Regions from separate parts of the Mus musculus genome. Here region 2 is linked to region 1. The links are chromatin contacts, found by Hi-C or POLR2A ChIA-PET in ENCODE. All regions are on one chromosome and are shown on one strand. Each heading gives the region's core, a stretch centred on a gene start or an enhancer-like site at or near the end of the contact. The rest is flanking DNA. Distances are from core to core; before and after follow the strand shown.

Region 1 (2,700 bases), core at 10-2,509:
CAAGCCGGGCGTGGTGGCGCACGGCTTTAATCCCAGCACTCGGGAGGCAGAGGCAGGCGGATTTCTGAGTTCGAGGCCAGCCTGGTCTACAAAGTGAGCTCCAGGACAGCCAGGGCTATACAGAGAAACCCTGTCTCGAAAAAACCAAAAAAAAAAAAAAAAAAAAAAAGAGAAACAGCTCAATATCCTTTTAGCAAACATGGGTGTCAAGCTACTTTCAAGTGAGGAACTGAACAGCCTCCATGAGGGATTCCTATTCCAAGTGAATCTTCTTTAAATCCACAATTCATTTCAAAGAAAGTGGGATAAATATCACGTACACCAATGCTCCCTTCAGGACTCTGACCCTGGAACCTAGCAAGTTCTGTCACCTCAAAGCAAGACAAGAATAACTGCATGTGCGATGAATTAAAGACTAGCTCCATTTCCAACTGAGCGTTGTACAACACAGCAACAAAAACAAACAGCAAACAATAGTAACCGGACATGCATTCTGCTTTTTTTAATCTCTCTTAGCTGTGCTTGCTCAGAAAACAAACAAAAAATATAATGCCTTATGAAGCAGACCATCCCAAGTTGAGACAACTGTGTTTTGTGACTTAAAGAATTCCAACCCCTGTCTACCCTTTTGCAGCAGTTCTCAAACTGGCAAAGGAGATTGTGGCTCTAAATAAAGCAGTTTTGTTTCGTTGGTTTGTTTTTTACCTTTTAATTCCTAGTTTTATTTGGTGATCTTTCTCAGTGGTCCTGAACTCCGTAACAGACAGCCATAAAGTACAGAAAGGACCAGATCTCCTCTTATCTAAACATACTGAGCGATCCAGTAACATCCACGTGAGAGTGACCCAGCTAATACTTCCACCAGAAAGCTGGAAAGTGAACGCCCAGAATCACCATGACCAGGCAAAGACCTTCACCCAGCCAACATTGCCTAGGCAATCCTTGAACTTACAAGCTTCTCCATTCCTTGAATTCTGTCGGTCTAAACAGAGGTCAGTCCCACTAACCCCCGCAGCGCCCTCTCACCAGCCCTGTCCAGAAAGCTCCTCCAAATCAGCTCCTCCCAGCTTCCATTCCACCCGGTCCCTGTTCCCTCCGGACCTATGCACCCCGCACAGACCCTGGGGTGACTGAACCCTGGACCAACCTCCATGTCAGAGATCCAACGGGAGAGCACAGCAGGACCAGAGTCTGGCCCAGCTTTGGATAAGAGCCGCACATGCTTACCAAAAGCTGAACTCTTGTTTACCAAAGTACCGATCTGTGACGTCACCGTGCTACAGACTACATTTCCCACAAGTCTGTGCGATGGCGTTGCAGGAGTCTTAGGAGAGTGAGTTGTACTACAAAATGGTCCTGGATTTCTGCATTGATGTCTGTCACCTAGTTAGTGTCGCCTAGTTAAGAAGCATGGAGGCCACGAACTGAGCCCAGTTCTAACGAGCCGAGTGCATTCCTCAGTTTCTGTGGTCCAGCTTAAAGGGGCAGAGGATTTTCTTGGCAAAGTTCTTAATTTCTTCATTTCCGGTGAAATTTACAGCTATTTGAGGAAACTGCCTCAAGGCTTTGGCTTAATACCCAGTACTGCACATACTTAAGTGAGCCGCGTTCTCCTGTATTGACACCCTGTGTGAATATTTGTCAGTGTACTGAGTTACCAAGATGGTAAGAGATAGAGACACTCCAGGATGTGATAAGCTTTAGCAAAAGCCGCCGGGGAATCAGCTTCTGATGGACTGACAGCCAATGTGTCGGGTTTACCAGGATTGTTTTATAACTGAGGTTATGCTAAGCTTTTGATATTCCCAAAGAAGACAATGCCATGGATTTTAGGTAACAATCACGGATTATTTACAGGAGATCACCACAAGGCTTAAGCGCCATCACTCTGGATGCCCTGTGCAATGGCTCTTCTAGAAATCAACTACAAGCCGTACACAGATCACAAGCCACTGCAGGAAATCGTTTTCATGTGAATATTGGAATCCATTCGTGTCGGAGGTTAGTCAAGAGAAACAGACTAAATCATCGAACAATTTTATTTATTTATTTAGATTTTTCGAGACAGGGTTTCTCTGTTTAGACCTGGCTGTCCTGGAACTCACTTTGTAGACCAGGCTGGCCTCAAACTCAGAAATCTGCCTGCCTCTGCCTCCGGAGTATCGAACAATTTTAAAGTCCTCCTCTCTGTTGTTTATCAGTAAAGATCGCCCAGATCCATCGCAGATCCTTTGTCCATATTTTCAACCTTTAGCTTATGTAAGTGTTGTGGGTTGTCCTGATGTTGTTTGAATTTTCATGTTAATTCTGCATCCTCAAGAGGGGTGGCCCCCGGGAGAGTGGTGGATCAAGTACTCAGGTGCTCTCCTGTGAATCTTCTCCCCATTTACTGGTCAATAAAAGCAAAAGCCTGTGATTGGGCCGTGGAGAGGAAAGGTGAGAGAGGAGATCTTGGAGAGCGAGAGATGGGGAGGGAGAGATGACAGGAGAGGAGGAAGCAGCAGCTAAGATGGAGCTGAACCACGTGACCAGGAGAAACTGCAGATAACCAACGGTCTCCTAGCTGGGGATAAGTTAGTATAGTTCTGCCAATCTAGGTTTATTGCTTATAAATATAATAACTGGATTGTATGTGTTTTTGTACGGGACTATTGGAGTTGAAGATTACTGTTACATGTAAGAAAGTTAGTTTTAGTGAGT
Region 2 (2,700 bases), core at 177-2,676, 69 kb after region 1:
ATCTTCTCTCCATGTTAACCAACAGATGTCACACAGATCACCAGGGGATGGTGAGCATCATCATCGCCATCCTGCAAACTTTCCTATCAGAGTCTTTGTAAGGACGACATGTGTAATACAACAACGTCACTATATGTGAGTTTCTAAAATGAGTAATTCCTTCCCTCATATTTTCACTTGTACAAACAAAAGACTATGTGAGCAGCCCACTGTGAAAAAACTACAGGATCCCGAGTGAACCATAGCTCTTAAAGTCATCTCTTACTCTTTTGACCCAGTATAAAAACTTGGGAGAAACGGTTCCGGACGAACTGTTTAAGGGCACTCGTGGAACACAGATCCCACAACTAGTGACAGTTTTAGACACAGTATGCAGTGGACAACGACGGGAGAAAACCATGGGATCGATCAGAGAGCACTGTAAGCATCCGGTCAGGTAGGCAGGACTATTTCTCTTTCCCAGAGAAACTCAAGCACCTCTGTCCCCTTACAGTCAATCCCTAGACACCCTTGTAGCCTCTAGCCAACTCATCTCCCACAAACTAATGGCATCATAATTCCCAATGGAATTGGATGAGTTATTCTTCTCCAGTACAGTGCAGGATCAGTAATTTCTTGTTTTGCAAAGCTAGAATCTTTTCCTTTAGGGGATCATTCTAGCTCTGCATGGGGGTGTTAGTCTGAGGATTCAGGTCACAGCAGTGATCATTAAGTATTCCTATTTAAAACGGCAGTCCATAAATCTCTGTTCCAATGAAAATGGGATTAACATCCCATGCATCAATCTCTCTCGCAAAACTCTCCGTCCTTGGAAACTAGTAACTCTATGAACTTCTATCAATACAAACTAAAAGTATTAGGCCGGCTATAAAGTACAGGAGGGGCCAGATCTCCACTTGGTCTAGGTGTCCTGAGAAAACTGACAAGCGCGGGGAAGGCGTGGGTCCATAGCCAATCTGAGATGTATGAGTCCACCACCACCACTTCCAGGTACAGGTTACGAGCAGACCCGCCTGTCCGAGCAATCCTGGATTTTCATATTCCCAATTCCTTTCTTACCAATACAGCCTCTATAAGAGACCCAGGCAGCTACTCTGAGCTCACAAGAGCGTTCACTTCCAGCACCAACCGCATGCCCTCTCCCCGGCCCCAGCAGGCTTCCAGACGCTGTGGCCCAGCCTAGGTCAGCAGGGCTCCACCAAGTCTGTTCTTCCCGCCTCCGGGCCACCCCTCCTCCGCCGCCTCCGGGCCGGACCCGCCCTCGGTCCCTCCGACCTGCAGCGGTACGCGACACCCTGGACCAACCTCCATGTCAGCGATGCAAGCCGAGCGCGGAGCAGGACCAGAGAATCGCCCAACTTTGAGAGAAAATGCACTAGTGCAGTCGCAATGCGGAAGTGCCGTTTCCACAATGGCTCCTTGTGAAGCGATCCAACGGAAGACTACACTTCCCACAAGTCTGTGCGACGAGGCGCCAGGAAAACAGGCTGGTGACGTGTGTGTTTCCTGTGTTTCTTCACCTCTGCAGGTGAGGATGGATGGGAACGCGAGCATTTTTTGCACTGGGACAGCCATAGGGAGTCGGGCTGCTTTTAAAATCCCGGGTTCACTACCGGAGATGTTTGAATGTGAGTCGAGCCTTTGACTCTAATGTTTGCTGATTATTTCTGGTCAATCTGTACTGATTTAAAACTCAAAGTCTACTTATTATGAGGTTTATTCCATATGTAAAATTCACGTTGACTCAATTTAACTTTAAAATAAATCAGCAAAAAATTGTATGGAAATGACCACTTTCTGTTAAGATGATTTTACAATCAGCCTATTTGTCACTCCGTGTCTTCGCAGATGCTCAGGAGCTTAAGACAGAAGGATGCCAAATCCAAGGATAACCTGGGCAAAAGGTACAAACTACAAAAAAGGGTTACTGAGCATCTTAGGGGTAAAGTCCCTGCTTGCCTGGGATGAAGAAGGCTTTAGTTATAAATACACCACTACAATAGACAATCTCGTCCTGTAGTTAAATAAAATAACCAGTTTGCCACAGCTGGAAAAAAAGTCTTAGTGTGAACATTGGAATCCATACAGTGTAGTGCACAGGTCAAGGTGCACAGATATGATTTAAAATTATAGAACAAAATTAAAAGCCCAGCTCTCTAGAATTCACTTGTAAAGAACTCAGAGAATCTAACTGGGAACATAGAAATAATGAATGAATGAATAAAGATAGATTGGCACCATTGGGACCTCCTATCTCCTCGTAAATATCTAGTGCTGTACTGGTCATGCCAAAGACCAAAGAACAAACCTTTTTAGAAAGAAGAGTCTGGACTCGTGACGGACAGTGGTTCACAAGGAAGCTAAATCTCAGCTGAGAAGGAAAGTCTTTTTTTTTTTTTTTTTTTTTTAATAAGAAACTTGTGTCCTGCCGGGCAGTGGTGGCGCATGCCTTTTATCCCAGCACTTGGGAGGCAAAGGCAGACAGATTTCTGAGTTGGAGGCCAGCCTGGTCTACACAGTGAGTTCCAGGACAGCCAGGGCTATACAGAGAAACCCTGTCTCGAAAAACCAAAAAAAAAAAAAAAAAAAAAAAAAAAAAAAAAAAAAAAAAGAAAGAAAGAAAGAAAGAAAGAAAGAAAGAAAGAAAGAAACTTACTTGTGTCCTTTTTTATTCTTCCCTGAAATGTTTAAGAAGGAGTT

What was found. Hi-C counts contacts between places; a loop is a spot of excess contacts on that map. ChIA-PET counts read pairs that join two places held with the same protein, here RNA polymerase II (POLR2A).
Region 2: a map of heart shows a loop between it and region 1 (1.9-fold over the local background). The contact joins the promoter of Zfp748 here to the promoter of Zfp874b in region 1. A Hi-C loop is called at or near these places in 1 of 37 maps with a recorded cell type or tissue (heart). POLR2A ChIA-PET finds 5 or more read pairs at or near these places in 1 of 5 experiments (embryonic stem cell).

What each region holds. Positions count from the first base shown.
Region 1 is chr13:67,482,994-67,485,693 of GRCm38, forward strand. Zfp874b (zinc finger protein 874b) reads right to left here and starts at 1,260. Exons shown (of 4, transcript NM_001076791.2): 1 at 1,148-1,260. The coding sequence starts at 1,153.
Region 2 is chr13:67,551,726-67,554,425 of GRCm38, forward strand. Zfp748 (zinc finger protein 748) reads right to left here and starts at 1,427. Exons shown (of 4, transcript NM_001035231.3): 1 at 1,306-1,427. The coding sequence starts at 1,311. 9430065F17Rik (RIKEN cDNA 9430065F17 gene) reads left to right here and starts at 1,477. Exons shown (of 5, transcript NR_131100.1): 1 at 1,477-1,528; 2 at 1,849-1,904.